2 separate regions of the Homo sapiens genome follow, and region 1 is linked to region 2. A link is an interaction called in ENCODE POLR2A ChIA-PET data of the cell type or tissue named here. Cell type or tissue: MCF 10A. All regions are shown on one strand. Each heading gives the region's core, and the rest is flanking DNA. Links, peaks and the distances in the headings are about the cores only.

Evidence for each region. ChIA-PET counts read pairs that join two places held together with the same protein. Peaks named below come from ENCODE experiments on the same cell type or tissue, not always from the same donor. Only the 100,000 strongest peaks of a DNase experiment are listed, where the experiment ranks them.
Region 1: POLR2A ChIA-PET joins it to region 2 with 7 read pairs; 2 of 35 experiments call an interaction of 5 or more read pairs at or near these places.

The regions. Positions count from the first base shown.
Region 1 is chr10:46,070,328-46,074,716 of GRCh38, forward strand. No RefSeq gene overlaps it. Among named protein-coding and RNA genes, the nearest start is that of MSMB, 26 kb to the left of the region's middle. In MCF 10A, for the core only: no CTCF peak of the experiment used is centred there; no DNase peak of the experiment used is centred there.
Region 2 is chr10:46,544,790-46,549,178 of GRCh38, forward strand. GPRIN2 (G protein regulated inducer of neurite outgrowth 2) reads right to left here. Exons shown (of 3, transcript NM_001385282.1): 3 at 1-4,389. Among named protein-coding and RNA genes, the nearest start is that of GPRIN2, 9.7 kb to the right of the region's middle. In MCF 10A, for the core only: a CTCF peak has its summit at 395 (motif pointing left); DNase peaks (open chromatin) are centred at 422 and 2,132.

The DNA of each region.
Region 1 (4,389 bases), core at 233-4,232, 470 kb before region 2:
CCTGTTGGGCTCACAGTATTCAGGTTTATCACATCATTATCACATCACATCACATCATTTATCATTCCATAGGAAGAGTTTGTTCTGGAGGTCTGCAAGGTAGAGGTATATGGGCAGCAACATTTTCAGTTATCACAAATTTTTTCTTTCCTTTCCTCTCATTCAGCCATGGAGTCAGATGCTCTAGTGCATTGGGGAGACAGGAAGCAAGGCAGAAAGCCTAGCTAGCTAGTAATGCTCCTTGGCTTTCATTTTTAAGGAGAATGAGAAAGTTTTCAGAAAAAGTCAAAGGGAGAAGAGTGCTCCAGGGAAGGATCAGTGGTGCTGAAAGGAAGCAGGATTGTGAATCCCAAGGAGAGCAGAGGGAAAGCTGGAATTCTCAGCAAAGGGGGATCTTAGCCTCTCTTTCCAGAGGCCCCTTTGGACATGGAAGGATCCCAGAGAGGAATGAGTGAGGGATGCATCCAGGAGATGAGACCAAAAGCCCCAGGGCTCTCACTTTTCTAAAGGAATCCTATGTCCCGGGATCTCGAGGAAGCAGCAAAGAGTCACTGGATACAAAAGGGACTATATGGGCAGAGACAACGAATATCTCTCCAGAAACACGAGGAGACAGAAGACGACATAGCAGCTGGATGTGCTGACTCACACTTGTAATCCCAGTACTTTGGTATGCCAAGGTGGGAGGATTGCTTGAGCCCAGGAGTTCAAGGCCAGCCTGGACAACATGGCAAAAGGTCATTTCTACAAAAAATAAAAAAATTAGCTAGGCATAATGGCTCGTGGCTACAGTCACAACTACTTGGGAGGCTAAGACATTAGAACCACTTGAAGCTGGAGATGGAGGTTGCAGTGAGCTGAGATAGTGCCGTTGCCCTCCAGCCTGGGCTTACAGAGTGAGACTCCGTCTCAAAAAAACCCCCAAAAACCCACAATGTGGTACTGATATAAAGATAGACATATAGACCAATGTAACAGAATAGAGAGCCCAGAAATAAACCCTTGTACATATGGTCAAATGATCTTTAGCAAGGGCACCAACATCTCACAATGGGAGAAGGACAGTCTCTTCAGCAAATGGTGTTGGGAAAACTATATCCACATGCAAAAAGAATAAAGTTGATAGCGGGGAATGGTGGTTCATGCCTGTAACCTCATATACAAAAATTAACTCGACACTTTGGGAGGCCGAGGCGGGTGGATCATGAGGTCAGGAGATCGAGACCATCCTGGCTAACAAGGTGAAACCCCGTCTCTACTAAAAATACAAAAAATTAGCCGGGCGTGGTGGCGGGCGCCTGTAGTCCCAGCTACTCGGGAGGCTGAGGCAGGAGAACGGCGTGAACCCGGAAAGCGGAGCTTGCAGTGAGCCGAGATTGCGCCACTGCAGTCCGCAGTCCGGCCTGGGCGACAGAGCGAGACTCCGTCTCAAAAAAAAAAAAAAAAAAAATAACTCGAAATGGATTAAAGGCTAAATGCTAAGATGTAAAACTATAAAACTCTTAGAGGAAAACCTAGGGGGAAACTTCATAAGATGAGATTTGACAATGATTTATTGAATGTGATACTAAAAGTACAGGCAACAAAATCAAAAATAGATAAATGGGACTACATCAAACTTAAAAACGTCTCTCTGTCAAAGGAAACAATGAGCAGAGTGAAAAGGCAACCTATGGAATGGAAAAAAAAAAACTTGTGAATCACATATCTGAGGAAGGGTTAATGTCCAGAATACATAAGGAACTCTTACAACTCAACTACAACAAAAACAAATAACCCAATTTAAAAATGGGCAATTGATTGAATAAACATTTCTCCAGTGAAGATATACAAATAGCTAACAGGCCTATGAACAGATGTTCAACATCACTAATCATTCAAGAAATGCAAATCAAAACTACAATGAGACATCACTTCACACCTGTTAGGATGTCTAGGATCAAAAAAACAGAATAACAAATGCTAGCAAGGATGTAGAGAAACTGGAACCCTTGTGCTTTGTTAATGGGAATGTAAAATGGCGCAGATGCTATGAAAAATGGTAGGGAGGTTCCTAAAAAAAATAAAAATAGAATTACCATATATTCCAGCAATCCCCCTTTTGGGTATATACCCAAAAGTATTGAAAGCAGGATCCCAAAGAAATATTTGCACACTCATGCTTGCTGCAGCATTATTCACAATAGCCAAGAGGTGAAAGCAACCCAAATGTCATTAATGGATTTTAAAATGTACTTATACATAAAATGCAATTGTATTGTTGTAAATATTATTCAGTTATTATAATGATATATAATTATTAAAATTGTAACATTATTCAGCCTTAAAAAATAAGAAAATACTGTCACATGCTACGACATTGATGAACCTTAAAGGCATTGCACTAAATGAAATAAGTCAGTCACAGAAAGACAAACACTGTATGATTTCACTTATTTGGTATCTAAAGTAGTCAAATCCATAGACGGAAAGTAGAAGGGTGGTTGCCAGGGGCTGGAATGAGAAGGAAATGGACAGCTGTCCAGTGAGCACAGAGTTTCACTTTTGCAAGATGGAAAAGTTCTAGAGATCTGTTGCATATCAATGTGAATAAAGTTACCACTATTGAAACAAACACTTAAAAATAGTTAAGATGATAAATTTTGTATGTGATTTTACCACAGCTTTTTCCTTTTTTTTTTTTTTTTTTTTTTGAGACGGAGTCTTGCTCTTGTCACCTAGGCTGGAGTGCAGTGGCCCGATCTTGGCTCACTGCAACCTCCGCCACCTGGGTTCAAGTGGTTCTCCTACCTCAGCCTCCCAAGTAGCTGGGATTACAGGCATGCACCATCACACCCAGCTAATGTTTTTGTATTTTTAGTAGAGATGGGGTTTCACCATGTTGGCCAGGCTGGTCTCAAACTCCTGACGTCAGGTGATCAGCCCACATCGGCCTCCCAAAGTGCTGGGATTACAGACATGACCACTGCGCCTGGCCTACCACAACTTTTTTATAAAAAGGAAGGAAATATTGATATCTGTTACACTATGGCTGAACCTTGAAAACACTGTGCTAAGTGAAAGAAGCCAGTCATAAAAGGCCATGTATTATATAATTCCCTTTAGATAAGCTATCCAGAATAGATAAATTCATAGAGACACAAAGTAGATTAGTGGTTGCTTGGAGATGGGGGAATAGGGGACTGGGGTGATAGCTAAAGGTTATGGAGTGACTTTTTGAAATGATGAACAGTTCAAACATTGGTTGTGATGATGGTTAGACAACTCTGTGAATATGCTATAAAGCAGTGATATATACAGTTTAAAATGGTATTTTTTGGCCAGGCATGGTGGCTCATACTTGTAATCCCAGCATTTTGGGAGGCCAAGGCAGGAGGATCACTTGAAACCAGGAATTCAAGACCAGCCAGGACAATATAGCAAGATCCCATCCCTACAGAAAACTACAAAATTAGTTGGGTGTGGTGGTGTGTGCTGGGACAATATAGCGAGATCCCATCTCTACAGAAAACTACAAAATTAGTTGGGTGTGGTGTAGTCCCAGCTACTGGGGAGGCTGAGGCAGGAGGGTCACTTGAGCCCAGGAGTTCCATATTACAGTGAGCCATGATGGAGCCACTGCTCTCCAGCCTGGACAACAGAGTGAGACTGTCTCTAAAAAAATAAAATAAAGAAACAAAATAAATGACATATTTTATGGTATTTGAATTATATTTCAATAAATATTTTATTAAAATTAATAAAGAACACAAAGATAACTTGATTAAATCAAAAGGCATATTCTGTTCTTGAATAGGAATATCCAAAATCATAAAGATGTCAATTGTTCTTAAGTTGATCCATAAATCTTTCTGGAAAAGACCAACAAGGTACTTTTGGTACTAGACAAGCTGAATCCAACATTGAAAAATAAGCAATAGTGGACTGAATAATTCTGAAAAAGAACAAGAAGGGGTTTATCAGGCATCAAAAGAGAGTATAATAAAATAATTAGTTGGGAAAGCAAAATGGAAGTGGGGTTGTACAAAACTGGGAGCCAGCCGAACCACAGTGCTGGCCAAGTGGGCTAGCGCCAGCTATGGGGTTGCTAGGTGTTGGAGTCGCTCAAGAGTAATTTTTTTTTACACTGAAAGTTATGAAATATTTGTTTTTGACCTACAAAACCAGTAGTTTAAAGTGATTCAATTTACTACTTGAGGTGACCAAATGAGGGAAAAATAGAGTTGAATTCAAAGCTTTTTGTCAATGGTCAATGGCAAAGAAACCATGTATCCACGTTGGAGGGCCTTAAAAACTAGTCCTAGATTCAGAAATGCAATTCAGGATTGTTAGGGGATGCAATTGAAGGGGAGCTGAAGCTGGCTTGGACATAACATGAGGAAAGCCCCA
Region 2 (4,389 bases), core at 219-4,218:
AGGGGTGTGTGCTGTTGGTGTGAGAGATCTGGATCTTAACAGATCAGACTTAAACTAATTTGCCCATGATGACCGTGTGGATTTGGAGGGACCTGGGAATCTCACAGACCTATGGGATGTCCCAGTGATATGTCCTGGGCTTCATACCAGCCCTGCCCTGCCTGACAAGTTGGATGAAAACTGATAAAGGACTTGTCATAGCTTCAGATGGCAAAACCAGGCCAGGCCAGAATGAAAAAGGAGAAGGAATTTAACATGGGCAAATGCCAAGCTCTGCATTTAACTAACCAAGGCTGCTTGGCGTGAACAAAACTGAGACAGAGCAATGCATGGAGAAAAGGGTTGGGCATTTGTGGGCTACAAGCTTGGCATGACATGGATGCAAATGTCAATGGGTGCACCCCCAGATGCCTGTGACTCCCTCTGGTGGTTTCTGTGCACAACTTCCCCCAAAATAGGCCCTACGACTCCAGCAGAAACCTACCCTGGGGCTCCTAGAGCTTCCTAGCCTGCCTGCCAGAGAGCAGAAGTGCCTGGAGGCTACATCTTCACCCCTGGGTAGTCCTTACTCTGAGGTGGGACTGCATCCAGGGCTCCCCTTTAGGGTCTGACTTGGACTGAAATCACACCCTGCCTTGCCTTCTGCCCCTCCCTTAACTTGCTCTCCCCTCCCTAATAACTCCAGCATCCTCATCTCAGCAGAAGCTTCTGGGGAACCCAGCCCAAGATGAGTGGTGAGGGCTAGGGTAGCCCTCCTCAATGCACTCTGGGAACTACATTTTCAGAAGCCCCAGCCAGAGGGCCAAGTCCCAGGCAGGGTGCAAAGCTGTGGGGCGAGGAACCTGGAAAGAGGCTCTGAACAAGGGACTTTTAAGGAAGTGGGATGTGGGCTGTGATCACAGCCAAGCTGGCAGGGTAAGAGGTGGCCCCTGAATGTGGCTATGAGAGGGGTGCCCAACACTACCAGCCTGTGTGCTGAGCACTAACTCAGTGCCAGGCACTACTTGGGTTATTCTATTTAATCTCCACACCAAGCATGTGAAGGAGGCACCATTGTCATCCCCATCTTACAGATGAGGAAGATGATCAAGGCTTGTAACTTGCCCAAGATCACATGGCTATAGGTGTGGATCCTATATATCCAGATTCAAACTCCAGCTTTAGCCCACTAAGCTACGGTGGCCAACCCCAGCCCAAAGTGTTGGGACCTGCGTGTAGAAGACCCCTTCAGCCCTTGTAAAGTTAGGATCTAGCATGTCTAAGGGGACAGAGACCCAATCCAGGTGACACAGGAGGTAAGATCACAGTGGAACAGGCCATCCCTGCTTTTCCACCACCACCAGCACTGTGACCTCAGACCAGCTCTACTCTATGAGTTTCTTGTGACAGTGATGGCAGCCTGGGGCCAGACAAGGGATGCGTGTCTTGTGTCCTGGACACAAGACAGGCAGGCCCAGAGGGGACAAGCTATATGAAGAGAGGCTTCAGCTGTCGGGGGTCCTGAATGCCATGGAAGGAGAGCAGGTGGGCAGAAGCAGGGAGCCCCTGGAGCAGACAGAGGGGGGATTCCTGCTGAGGCAAGGGGCTCTAGGACTCCAGGGTTTATGCTCCAAAGAACAGAATTTACCAGGACAAAATAAACAAGACCAGTCAGGACCGATGCCCCATCCCTGCTGGGGTCTGGCAAAGCTCTCACCTCCAAATTTGTATCTGTTTTGAATTCAAAGCCAAACAAACACATCAACAGTGAACTCCAACACCTCCCAGAGCAGGGCCTGAAAGGGACCCAGAAAGTCTGGCCAGAAATCTAGAGTCCAAGGGGAGGAGATCTGTAAACTAAACCGCTGGCCATGCTCTGGGGCCCTAAACCACTGCAGGCATCAGGGCTGTTCCAGGAGAGGGCACAGCAAAGGGGGTTGGGAGGGGTCTCCAGTTCCAATCAGAAATGAGGCTGCAGTCACTTCAGGTAGACCTGTCAGCAGCAGCTGTGCAACTGGGCTAGGGAGACAAGGATCGTGGTTTAGCCAGGAGAATCATCTGGGGCCCCAGCCAAGACACAGGTGTTGGATTTCAGCACCGCTCTGCAAATACTCATCTCAGTGACGATGAGGTGAGTGGGAGCTTGGCTGAGCCCAGCCCGGCCTGCCATCCTGGCAAGCCAGGGCAGCATGGAGGTAGCACAGAGTGGCACCCAGCCAGCGTGAATGCATAAGAATCTGCACGTGACACAGAAGAAAGTCTCTTCATGAAGTAGGTTTCACTGGTCCCAGCCAAACCCTGTGGCAGGTGGCCCTTTCTGCACCTGCTGAACATGCCATTCACCTTGACCCAGGTAGTGGCCTCACCCTCCTCTTGCTCAAACTGGAAACCTCAGCATCCTGAAATGCCTCCTCCCCAAATCCATTGCACACATGTGTGCCTGTGTATGCGTGTGTGTGCACGTGTATGAACCCAGCCCCCAGCTGCCCACTCCATTGCCCCTAAACAGGCCCCTCCTTGGTGTCACCTGGCACATCTCCACTGGAAGCCAAATGGATATTTCTAAACTGAAATCTGGTCCCACCTCAGAACCCCTTCCACAGTTCCCTTAAAGTTCCTTTCCTCATTTACATCAGGATCTTCACAATGGGGACCCCTGGTCACCTCCCAACCCAACAAACGCTCCAAATGAGCCGCCACTGCAGAAACTCATTATGGCCCAGGCAGGACAGGCACATCCAAGTATCTGACCAGGCTGTTCCATCTGCCAGGCAGGTCCTGCCCTCTCTCCACCCACCTGTCTAACCCCTGCATCCTCAAGACCCTACTTAGCTATGGCCCTGTGTGAAAGGTCCCTCCCCATGCACCCACAGCCATTTGTTCTCTCTCATGTGGCCCTAACAGGCTGGGGTTCCTGGAGACTCCATGGGGAGCCAGGCATGAAGATGGCATATACCCATGTGTCACTCCCCAGAACGTGAGCTGCCTGCCCTGGCACCATACACAAAGGGACTGACAGCCCCAGAATCCCAAGGGGTGCACCTATGCATATGGGAAAGGCATGTTTACGGGTGAGAATGGTCCATCGTTGGGCTTCAGGAGGCATCTGACCTGACGCACGCCTTTGTCACTTTGTCCTTGTGGCCTGTTGAAATGCCACTCCTGCTTTACAAATTCACCAACTGTTGCATGAGTCATTTCCACCTCAATGAGTACCAGGTCCTTGAGGATGGGGAAAAGTAAGCCACCACTGTGGGGGTCCTGGGCTCCTAGGTGCAGAAGAGGCTCCAGAAACAGGCCAGGTCGTGGGCCATGACCCCACACTAGCCCTCTGGTCCCTCACACGGGTGGATTGGGGGGCTGTGTCACGGGATCTTAGGATCTTCAAGACAAAGACCCAGGACAAGAACACAAGCCCACTCCCATTCTTCACAGGCCTCGAGAAATCTTTGGGCAATGAAGTCAGACTGTGCCAAAGCCCATGTTTCTGTCTCTCCAAGGCCCCTGGCCCCCACTGCCTAGCCTAGGTCAGGTCATGTGGGCAAGCGAGCCCCCACAGCCTCACAGCCCCTACCCCAGGGCCAGGGCAAACTCCTGCCCTGTCCCCCTCCATTCCTGCCCTCCCTCCTTCCACAAACTGCACCAGCTGGGGAGAAATCCTTCAGCCGACAGAATGAGGTGAAAATAGTGCAATTTTAGGCTTTGTAACTGAGATTAGGGCAGGTGGCCACCCATTCTCCCCTTCCTCAGGCCAGCCTCTGACACAATGACCCTGGAAGCCTGGCAGCCCTCCGTAATGGTCAGCATCCTCCCCTGCCATCCCCAACCCACACCATGAGCTCAGCCAGGGCAGGGGCAGCCTCTGTCTCATTCACCACAGAATCCACAGAACCCAGCACAGAGTATGAGCTCAGTAAATTCTCCTCATACATGACTGCACTGACTGGACCGGGCACATGCTACAGGGCAACACCCACGGCTCAGCTGGCCCTGGCTTTGGATCTCAGTCCCACCTCTTCAAGCTGTCCAGCGTGGGGCACATCGGCTACAGCCTTGCCAAATGAAGGCTTGCCAGGATGAAGAGGTGAAGACAGGACAAGCACAGTATGTGGCACACAGGAGGCCTCTGATAACATCAGTCCCCTTCCCTAAAGACCTGGGCAGTCCCTGTCACTGGGGCCTCACATTTCATGTCGAGAATTCACTATTTCTCAGCACTGATTTCAAATAAAGCCACCAAGAGTCTGACGAGGCAACATGGCAGAGTTCTGAGGGTGGAGTGAACAAAAGGTCATTTTTTACAGAAAACTCAGGATCTCCCCTCTGCACAGTGCTAAAGCCCTGTCTCAAAGTTCAGAGCCCGGAAGGTGCAGAGATGTGGCCCTTGGAAATCAAGCCCTTAAGAAAACA